Linked DNA regions of Homo sapiens: region 1 is linked to region 2. The links are chromatin contacts, found by Hi-C or POLR2A ChIA-PET in ENCODE. All regions are on one chromosome and are shown on one strand. The core of a region is the stretch at or near the end of the contact, and the rest is flanking DNA. Distances in the headings are between cores, read along the strand shown.

The links. A loop is a pair of places that touch in the nucleus more often than their neighbours do. ChIA-PET counts read pairs that join two places held with the same protein, here RNA polymerase II (POLR2A). Pooled maps may share reads with other maps.
Region 1: a loop to region 2 is called in a map of endothelial cell of umbilical vein, with 7 times the contacts of the local background. The contact joins the enhancer-like site here to the promoter of HROB in region 2. A Hi-C loop is called at or near these places in 3 of 168 maps with a recorded cell type or tissue (ascending aorta, endothelial cell of umbilical vein and transverse colon), 3 of 37 single-sample maps with no recorded cell type and 16 of 50 pooled maps. POLR2A ChIA-PET finds 5 or more read pairs at or near these places in 22 of 52 experiments (A549, A673, AG04449 and 18 more).

What each region holds. Positions count from the first base shown.
Region 1 is chr17:44,096,004-44,101,581 of GRCh38, forward strand. The region is part of intron 3 of HDAC5 (histone deacetylase 5); the gene reads right to left. Among named protein-coding and RNA genes, the nearest start is that of HDAC5, 25 kb to the right of the region's middle. RefSeq lists enhancers at 1-117, 2,218-2,512 and a silencer at 2,860-3,071. Within about 2 kb of position 2,313, at least 16 of the 41 ENCODE cell types and tissues checked have a DNase peak (open chromatin) inside an H3K27ac peak, as active enhancers do; they include ascending aorta, where a contact is called at or near this core.
Region 2 is chr17:44,140,263-44,145,457 of GRCh38, forward strand. It overlaps HROB (homologous recombination factor with OB-fold), which reads left to right and starts at 1,668. Exons shown (of 10, transcript NM_001171251.3): 1 at 1,668-1,883; 2 at 4,941-4,991. The coding sequence starts at 1,881. RefSeq lists an enhancer at 1,423-1,592 and silencers at 1,893-1,952, 2,199-2,493.

The DNA of each region.
Region 1 (5,578 bases), core at 1,063-3,562, 44 kb before region 2:
AGGTCTCCACTTCTTTGTACCTACACACAGTTCTCAGGTCACTGCATGTCACTCCTCACCACTGCCCTGTGGTTGCCAGGACAACTGGGCAAACACCACACCAGCAGGGAGCCCCAAGCCCAGCCCAAGCCCCACAAAGTCTCCAGCCAGGAAGGGGAAGGCAGGATACCACTGCCTGGGAAGGCGGAAGTGAGAGAGGCAGGCCAACCCATTCCTGTTTCTCTTCTACTTCTTTCTCCAAAGAAAGCCCTCACTCTCCTCGCTACAGCCCAGGGAGGTCACGAGGGGCTGGGAAGACTCCTGTGGCAAAGTGGCCCACTCCAGCCCAGGCCTGAGAAAAAAGGACCCCGAAATCCTTCTGGCTACCAGTATCTTCTGCCTTCATGAGCTGGCCTCTCTCCAGACCACCCCCCAGCATTAAGAGGCGAGAGAGGGAAAAAAAAAACAAAAAACAAGTTTTGGTTTTTTTTTGTTTTTTTTTTTTTTGGAGATGGAGTTTTGCTCTTGTCATCCAGGCTGGAGTGCAGTGGCACAATCTCGGCTCACTGCAACCTCTGCCTCCTGGGTTCAAGCAGTTTTCCTGCCTCAGCCCCGCAAGTAGCTGGGATTACAGGCACCCGCCACCACGCTCAGCTAATTTTTTTGTATTTTTAGTAGACACAAGGTTTCACCATGTTGGCCAGGCTGGTCTCAAACTCTTGACCTCAGGTGATCCGCTCGCCTCGGCCTCCCAAAGGGCTGGGATTACAGGCATGAGCCACTGCCCCTGGCCTTTTTTTTAGATGGAGTCTCACTGCAACCTCCGCCTCCTGGGTTCAAGCAATTCTCCTGCCTCAGCCTCCCAAGCAGCTGGGATTACAGGCGCCCACCACCAGGCCTAGCTAATTTTTGTATTTTTAGTAGAAACGGGGTTTCACCATGTAGGTCAGGCTGGTCTCGAACTCCTGACCTCAGGTGATCCACCCGCCTCGGCCTCCCAAAGTGCTGGGATTACAGGCATGAGTGACCACACCCAGCCGAACAATTTTTAAAGAGAAGAGAGGGAGGTGGGAGGTAGGAGGTGGCAAAGGGTGGGCTAAGAGAGGCCCCCACACCTGTTTAGATGGGTCTGGATCTCTCCAGAGAACCTAGCACTGAATGGGTGTCACCAAGGCAGGAGCAAGGCCTGCTGGAGGCCGAGGCCAAGGCCATGCCACCCACATGCCTGGAGTATGGCCTCTGGAACCCCCTGCAGGCAGGGTGGGGTGGGAGAAGGTAAAAGCTCAGCATGATGTAGCAGTCCCCACCAGCCTCTTCTCCCCCAGGCATGGTTGGGAACATTCCTCTGTGGTTTTCCCGCCAGCCATACTGACGACTCTGTGGCCACAAGGCCAGAGCCACATGTGCAGAAGTGGCCAGATGTGGCCAGAGGGTGGGGTTACACATACTCATCTTCATTCCCAACCCATGTCCTGCCCCAGCACCAGGAGAAAGGGTCCTTGGAAACTGCAGAAGGCCTTCCTGGAGGTAACTAGCCACAGCCCACGATGGTGGCAAGGAAATGGCAGCCAGCTCAGGTCTCCCCAGCCCGTGAAGTGCTCAGCAAGGCCCTGAGCTGGCCGGAGGGTTATCTGTTCTTAGTCAAGCTTGGCTTGGCCCGTGGCACTCTGATCACTCAGCCAAGCAATGGACAGCCGTCAACCTGCTGCTCCCGGCAATGCCGGGGTTGTAGGAGCCAGATTCCAGCCTGCCTGCCCAGGGAAGGGCAGAGGTCCAAGCACTCCTGGCTCCCAGCAGATAACCCTGCCTAGGGCTGGAACTGTCGCCAGCAGTACTGGCTTCCCTTGCAGGAGCCCTGCAGAGAGCACATGGGCTCAGGCAAGGGGAATCTCCCACCAGCCTGTCACTGCCACTGCAGCAGCAGAGATGTTAGGCCCGGAGCTGCAGCGGGAACCACAGCCCTATTGGTATGCAGGTGGCAGGGCAGGCAGAGGGCTCTGCCATGCAGCCTCGTTCCCATGCAAACAGGAAGCACAGGCGACTCCAGAATATTAATTTGCAGGACCTGCAGGGACTGGGTGACATGCAGCACCCCAGGGGTTTGCCAGGTAGCAACCTGCTCCACCCAAAGTGGAAGGGGCCATGGCTACTCTGCCTGAGTCAGGGAAAGGAGGGGCATGGAGCCCCATGAATAGAGTCTGCCCAGGCACAGACCCTGGAGCCTGGCGGGCCTTGCACTCTCTCAAGGATCTGTGCCCTCTGCCAGCCTGGCATGAGCAGAGCAGGTGGCAGCAGTTGCCATCAGCACCAAGCACCTGGAAGGGGAAGTGGTTGTGTCATGATAGGAAGAGGCTCTTGGCCGCCTCCTGGTGGACTAGGAAGGCTGGGGAACCTCTGGGAAAAGAAGAGGATAGACAGGCCCGGGGCGTGGTGGCCAGTTACCCAGGGCTGTCTCTTAAAAAAAAGGGAACCTGGGCCAGGCGCAGTGGCTCATGCCTGTAATCCCAGCAGTTTGGGAGGCTGAGGCGGGCGGATCACCTGAGGTCAGGAGTTCAAGACCAGCCTGGCCAACATGGCAAAACCCCATCTCTACTAAAAAATACAAAGATTAGTTGGGTGCGGTAGCGGGCACTTGTAATCCCAGCTACTCAGGAGGCTGAGGCAGGGAGAGTTGTTTGAACCCAGGAGGCAGAGGTTGCAATGAGCCCAGATCATGCCACTGCACTCTAGCCTGGGTGATAGAGCGAGACCCTATCTAAAAAAAAAAAAAAAAAGAGGGTAGACGAAGGGGCACTGTTCCCTAAGAGGACAGGCCAAGAGCTCTGGCTAGCAAAGAGCCCCACTGAAAGGCCAGGGAGAGCCAAGCGTTGGTGGCTATAATCCCAGCATTTTGGGAGTCCGAGGCGGGAGGATCACTTGAGGTCAGGAGTTCAAGACCAGCCTGGCCAACATGGAAAAACCCCATCTTTACTAAAATTACAAAATTAGCCGGGTGTGGTGATGCATGCCTGTAATCCCAGCTACTCGGGAGGCTGAGGCAGGAAAATCACTTGAACCCGGGAGGCAGAGGTTGCAGTGAGCCAAGATCGCGACATTGCACTCCAGCCTGGGCAACAAGAGTGAAACTCTGTCTCAAAAAGAAAAAAATGAAAAGAAAAGAAAGCCAGGGAAAGGTTCACAGGGGAGGACAAGGACCTGGGTCCTTCCCTCACCTGCCAGGACTTCACTCTGATGGGAATCGAGAGGCCAGTAGAGCCACCTCCTGCAGAGGTCAGAGGCAAGGCTCTGGGGGAAAGCCTTGGGCCCCCCGCACCCAGCTCTATACTTTCCTCTTTCCCAGCACTGAGAACCTTCCTTCTCCTGGGAGTGGTGGCCTCAGTAACAAGCAGCAGCACCATCCTGACCTCTGGTTTTCTGCAGGGCTGACCACCCTGCCTCCATGGGAAGTCCCAGCCTGGGTTGCTGAGTGGGTGGGGCTGTGTGTGTTTCGTTTTTTCTTTTTTTTTTTTTGAGACGGAGTCTCGCTCTGTTGCCCAGGCTGGAGTGCAGTGGCGCGATCTCGGCTCACTGCAAGCTCCGCCTTCCAGGTTCACGCCATTCTCCTGCCTCAGCCTCCTGAGTAGCTGGGACTACAGGCACCCGCCACCACGCCCAGCTAATTTTTTGTATTTTTAGTAGAGACGGGGTTTCACCGTGTTAGCCAGGGTGGTCTCGATCTCCTGACCTCGTGATCTGCCCACCTCAGCCTCCCAAAGTGCCAGGATTACCAGCGTGAGCCACCGTGCCTGGCCTTGGGGCTGTGTGTTTCTAGCCATGCGAGGGGCTGGAAAAATAGCAAGCTCTGGCTCAGGAGCTGCCCTGCCCAGCTCACGAGCACAAGTGGCCATGGGCAGTGCACCACCTGAGTGACACTTCTTTCCCATCCCGCTGGGTCTGCCTCCTCTTCAGGAACCCCATCAGCCCAGTGGGGACTTCTGTGGTAGATTCTTCAGGCAGCATGAGGGAGAGCCTGGTCCTCTGGGGGAGATGATGTAGGTGCTCGTGGGGCAACCCCTGAGACTACTGCCAGCACAGCCTTAGTCTAAAAAAACGGTGTCCAGGCAAAGAGACACTGCCTCCAAATAGACGAGTGGCCCTGGGCCATGAGGCACAGGTTTTAGCAGTGCCTTGGGAACAAGAATTCACAATAAAAAACAGATCTAGCTTCCCAAGAGCAAGGCCAAGCCTTCCGCCTGCTCTGAACACACCATGAGCTGCACCCCAGGTCCAAGCCCCCTCTCAGAGACAACATCTCCAACTCAAGAATCCCTGTGACAAGAACCCCGGCCAGCAAGGAAATGGGAACTATAGTTCCCCCTAGAGAAGCCCTGGGGGGAGGGAGCTGGCACAGTGTGGACCTGCCTGGCAGACCCAAGAGGCTTAGCATCTAGCTCTAAAAGACCCTGCTCCATAAAATAAATATAAAAATAAGGCCAGGCACAGTGGTTCATGCCTGTAATCCCAGCACTTTGAGAGGCCAAGGCGGGCAGATCACGAGGTCAGGAGTTTGAGACCAGCCTGGCCAACATGGTGAAACCCCGTCTCTACTAAAGATACAAAAAAAAAAAAAAAAAAAAAAATTAGCTGGGCATGGTGGCCCACACCTGTAATCCCAGCTACTCGGGCAGCTGAGGCAGGAGAATCACTTGAACCCAGGAGGTGGAGGTTGCAGTGAGCTGAGATCGCGCCATTGCACTCCAGCCTGGGCAACAACAGGGAGAGACTCCGTCTCAAAATAAATAAATAAATACATACATACATACGTAATTTTTTTTTCTTTTTTTTGGAGACGGAGTCTCGCTCTGTCGCCAGGCTGGAGTGCAGTGGCGTGATCTCGGCTCACTGCAACCTCCGCCTTCTGGGTTCAAGCGATTCTCCTGCCTCAGCCTCCTGAATAGCTGGGACTACAGGCATGTGCCACCACACCCACCTAATTTTTTGTATTTTTAGGTAGAGACGGGGTTTCACCATGTTGGTCAGGATGATCTCAATCTCTTGACCTCATGATCCGCCCGCCTCAGCCTCCCAAAGTGCTGGGATTACAGGCGTGAGCCACTGCGCCTGGCCTAAAATAAAATTAATTTTTAAAAAGACCCTGCTCCAGCCGGGCACAGTGGCTCATGCCTGTAATCCCAGCACTTTGGGAGGCTGAGACAGGCAGATCACGAGGTCAGGAGATCAAGACCACCCTGGCTAACACGGTGAAACACCGTCTCTACTAAAAACACAAAAAATTAGCTGGGTGTGGTGGCAGGCCTGTATTCTCAGCTACTTGGGAGGCTGAGGGGCTGAGGCAGGAGAATGGCATGAACCCGGGAGGTGGAGCTTGCAGTGAGCCAAGATCACACCACTGCACTCCAGCCTTGGCGACAGAGCAAGACTCCGTCTCAAAAAAAAAAAAAAAAAAAAAGACCCTGCTCCAGGAGCCACCAGCCCCAGAAAGCTAGGAGGAGGGGAGGGGACCCAAGGGGCGTAGAGTACAAGGCATGGGACATTATTACGCTGTTTGGAATGTCTATACATAACATAAATGAGGTCCGTGCAGATACTCCCTGGATCT
Region 2 (5,195 bases), core at 418-2,917:
ATTTTTAGTAGAGACGGGGTTTCACCATGTTAGCCAGGATGGTCTCGATCTCCTGCCCTTGTGATCCGCCCGCCTCTGCCTCCCAAAGTGCTGAGATTACAGGCAAGAGCCACCGCGGAAGTGAGCATTGAGTTGCCCAGCCATTCGCACTCCCTCCTGACAAATGGCATCAAGTCATTCAACAAACACTTGTTCAGCCTGGGCAACATAGGGAGCCTTCATCTCTACAACAAATAAACATAAAAAAATTAGCTGGGCTTAGGCCAGGCACAGTGGCTCACGTTTATAATCCCAGCACTTCGGGAGGCCAATGCGGGTGGATCACGAGGTCAGGTGTTCAAGACCAGCCTGGGCAACATAGTGAAACCCTGTCTCTACTAAAAATACAAAAAGTTAGCTGGGCGTGGCTGGGCGCAGTGGTTCACGTCTGTAATCCCAGCACTTTGGGAGGCAGAGGCGGGCAGATTACCTGAGGTCAGGAGTTCGAGACCATCCTGGCCAACATGGTGAAACCCTGTCTCTACTAAAAATACAAAAAATTAGCTGGGCGTGGCTGGGCGCAGTGGCTCACGTCTGTAATCCCAGCACTTTGGGAGGCAGAGGCGGGCAGATTACCTGAGGTCAGGAGTTCGAGACCAGCCTGGCCAACATGGTGAAACCCTGTCTCTACTAAAAATACAAAAATTAGCCAGGCATGATGGCACATGCCTGTTATCCCAGCTACTCGGGAGGCTGAGGCAGGAGAATTGCTTGAGCCTAGGAGGAAGAGGTTGCAGTGAGCCGAGATCATGCCACTGCACTGCAGCCTGTCCTGCAGAGCGAGACTGTCTCAAAAAAAAAAAAAAAAAAAAAAAATTAGCCGGGCGTGGTGGCGGGCACTTGTAATCCCAGCTACTTGGTAGGCTGAAGCAGGAGAATCGCTTGAACCTGAGAGGCAGAGGTTGCAGTGAGCCAAGATCGTGCCACTGCACTCCAGCCTGGGCAACAATGTGAGACTCCGTGTCAAAAAAAAAAAAAGTTAACTGGGTTTGGTGGTGTGTGCCTGTGATCCCAGCTACTCAGGAGGCTGAGGTGGGAGGACTGCTTGGGCCCAAGAGGTGGAGGATGCAGTGAGCCATGACTGTGCCGCTGCACTCCGGGCTGGGTAAGGGAGTAAAGTAAGTCTCAAAACAAAAACAAACTCATTTTCTGAGTGTCTTCAATGTGCCACATGCTGGTTCACAAAGGTGAAAAGCCACAGTCTTGCTCTGAAGCAGTATTAAGTCAAGCAGGGAGGCCGGGCGCCATGGCTTACGCCTGTAATCCCAGCTACTTCGAAGGCTGAGGCAGGAGAATCGCTTGAACCCGGGAGGCGGAGGTTGCAGTGAGCCGAGATCGCGCCACTGCACTCCAGCCTGGGCGACAGAGCGAGATTCGGTTTAAAAAAGAAAAAAAAAAAAGAACGGAAAAGAAAGGGGCGGGGGCAGGATTAGGCATCGTGGGGCCAAGATGCTTGATCTCACCTGAACCAGTGCTGAACCAGCCGACTGGGAAGAGGAGCCGCTTGGGGGCGACCGAGAGCCCATCCGTTTCCCCTTTAAGACCAGAGCGGAAGACTACAGTGAGAAGGCCCTTTGTGTCGGCGGGAAAGAAATATGCCTGCCCCTTTAAGAAGGCGGAGACGCCCCAGTGGCGGCGTCTTCGAATGCGGCCTAAGGCGCCTGCCGCCAGTCTCCTGGCGACTTTCCCTATATCGCAGAGACTCATCCCTCTGACCCCAGCCCGGAAGCACTGTCCCTCGGAGTCCGAGACTTCCACCTGGGTCGTGTCCAAGGCCCCGGCGACTCCCCGGACTCGGGGTGCCGGGCCAACCTCCCCGCCGAGGCCCACCCGCCGTCGCTATGGTAATGCCGCGCCCAGCTTGGGGGCTGGCGGGCCGCAGGGCCCCCTGGCCTCCGGAACTGCTCATGGGGTTCCAGCCCCTCGCCCGCGCAAGTTGCAGGACCGGGGTCTGGGTGGGGGTTCGGCGGAGTCGGGAGACCTGGGCTGTCGTCAGGGCTTGTCATGGACGCGCCGGAGACCCTGAGAAAGCATTCTCCTCCCCCGGGCCTCAGTTTCCCTCCTGTTGCCTTCCTACCCTCCTGGGAAACCCCCCTTTCCAGTGCGCTCAGACGTCACTACCGCTTGGGTCCATCCCTTTCCCCTCCCCGCCCCACACTTTCTACTTTTTTTTTTTTTTTTTTTGGACGAAGTCTCGTTCTGTCGCCCAGGCTGGAGTGCAGTGGCGTGATCTCTGCTCACTGCAACCGTCGTCTCCCGCCCACCCCTTTCACTCTGACCCTTAGAGTCTTGGGAACTGTATCGCCAGCTGTAGCTCCTGCGGCTCTGGCATCTGGGGTTAGGCACCACCTCTGATCTGGGTTTGACACTCATCAGGAACTGGCTACAGCAGCCCTGCTGGCTAGAAAGAAGGAACCGTGGACTGGGGCATCCTACTCTCCTGGGACCCTAGTTTTTGGGCCTTGGATTAGGTAGGGAAACTACTGGCTTCATTTGCAGAAACAATGCCACTGTGCAGACATGTTTGGATTTATGGTAGTTTCTCTTATGTTTGACATAAGATTGGTCAGGCGAAACCTTTGGGATATTGCAAAATCCTTAGGCCCAAGCCAGGGGCCGTGGCTGACACCTGTTTTTGTTTGTTTGTTTTTTTGAGACAGAGTCTCACTCTGTGGCCCAGGCTGAAGTGCAGTGGTGCGATCTCCGCTCACTGCAACCTCCACTTCCCAGGTTCAAGCAATTCTCCTGCCTTAGACTCCCAACAAGCTGGGATTACAGGCGGGCACCACCACCCCAGCTAACTTATTTCTATTTTTAGTAGAGACGAGGTTTCACTTTGTTGGCCAGGCTGTTCTTGAACTCCTGGCCTCAGGTGGTCCACCCGCCTTGGCGTCACAAAGTGCTGGGATTACAGGAGTGAGCCACCATGCCCAGCCTGTGGCTGACACCTATAATCCCAGCACTTTGGAGGCCACAGTGGGAGGATCACTTGAGCCCAGGAGTTCAAGACTGGCCTGGGCAATGTAGTGAGGCCCCGTATCTATAAAAATTTAAAAATTAGCCTGGGCGCAGTGGCTCACGCCTGTAATCCCAGCACTTTGGGAGGCTGAGGTGGGCAGATCACAAGGTCAGGAGTTCAAGACCAGCCTGGCTAACATGGTGAAACCCTGTCTCAACTAAAAATACAAAAAAAAATAGCCAGGCATTGTGGCTTGGCCTGTAATCCCAGCTACTTGGGAGGCTAAGGCAGGAGAATTGCTTGAACCTGGAAGGTGGAGGTTGCAGTGAGCCAAAATCGTGCCGCTGGACTTCAGCCTGGGCAACAGAGCAAGACTCCGTCTCAGGAAGAAAAAAAAAAAAAGAAAATTAGCTGAGCACGGTGGTGCACACCTGTAGTCCCAGTTACTCAGGAGGTTGAGGTGGGAGGGTCACTTGAGCCTAGGAGATTGAGGCTGCAGTGAGCTATGATCTTGCCACTGCACTCCAGTCTGGGCAATAGGGCAAGACCCTGTCTCAAAACAAAAGACAAAAACAAAATGTTTACGCCCATGTGCACAGTCCTGGAGAACTGCCCTTGCTCCCCTAGGCAGCCTTCCCTTTGCCCCCTTTCTTCCCTTCCAGGATTAGTGCAGATGGTTCTGAGTGGATTATGTTACAAGAAAGTTTTTTAATCTTTCTTTCCTTTTTTTTTTTTAAGACAGAGTCTTGCTCTGTCGCCCAGGCTGGAGTTCAGTGGTGCAATCTTGGCTCACTGCAACCTCTACCTCCCGGGTTCAAGCAATTCTCCTGCCTTAGCCTTCCAAGTAGCTGAGATCACAGGCATGCTCCACTAGGCCCGGCTAATTTTTTTTTTTTTAAAGACAGAGTCTTGCCCTGTCGCCCAGGCTGGTGTGCAGTGGTGCGATCTCGGCTCACTGCAACCTCTGCCTCCCAGTTCAAGCGATTCTCCTGCCTCAGCCTCCTGAGTAGCTGGGATTACAGATGCCCACCACCACGCCCAGCTAATTTTTTGTATTTTTAGTAGAGACAGGGTTTCAATATGTTGGCCAGGCTGGTCTCGAACGCCTGACCTTGTGATCCGCCCCCACCTCAACCTCCCAAAGTTCTGAGATTATAGGTGTGAGCCACCACGCCCGACCAAATTTTGTATTTTAAGTAGAGATGGGGTTTCACTGTGTTGGTCAGGCTGGTCTTGAACTCCTGACCTCAGGTGATTCACCAGCTTTGGCCTCCCAAAGTGTTGGGATTATAGGCATGAGCCACCGTGCCTGGCAGAAAGTGTTTTAATCTTTTTCTAAGAGGCGGGTCTCACTATGTTGCCCAGCCTAGCCTCAAACTCCTGGGCTCTAGGGATCCACCCACCTCAGCCTCCCAAGTAGCTGGGACTGCAGGAATGAGCCACTGCACACAGCTAAGTAAGTTTTTTAGAATACTTGGGTCTTTTTTTTTTTTTTTTTTGATACAGACTCACTCTGTCGCCCAGGCTGGAGTGCAACCTCTGCCTCCTGGGTTCAAGCGATTCTCCTGCCTCAGCCTCCCGAGTAGCTGGGATTACAGGCATGAGCCACCATGCCCAGCTAACTTTTGTATTTTTAGTAGAGACAAGGTTTCTCCATGTTGGCCAGGTTGGTCTCGAACTCCTGACCTCAGGAGATCCACCTGCCTCGGCCTCCCAAAGTGCTGGGATTACAGGCATGAGTCACCACGCCCGGCCCTAGATTGTTTAAGTCTTTAACGAAATCCCATTTCTTCTCATTCCTTAGTCCTTTCCCAGCCGTAGCAAAAACAAACAAAAAACAATATACCTGATGGTATTGTTAGTGCTGGGAAGAAGCAGAGTGAGGACAGAATGTGCTTGCAAATGGTATTTCTCAACCCCAGTTGGTTTTTTTTCTTTTCAGGCGTGCAGTTTGCAGAAGCTGTTTGCTGTGGAAGAGGAGTTTGAAGATGAGGTAGGGAAGTGTTGATGATCAGAGGTGGCAGACGAGGTCTTAAAATGTAAACACTCAGGTTCAGAACATTTTGGATTAGCCTGTACCAGCCTCCTTTTAGTTGACATGTGTATGTTTTTGCCTGTGAGGTGCTGAGAAGTGATGAGAAGTGTAAACAACCTACTTAACTGTCTTAGAAACAAAAAACCAGAGCAATGAATTGCC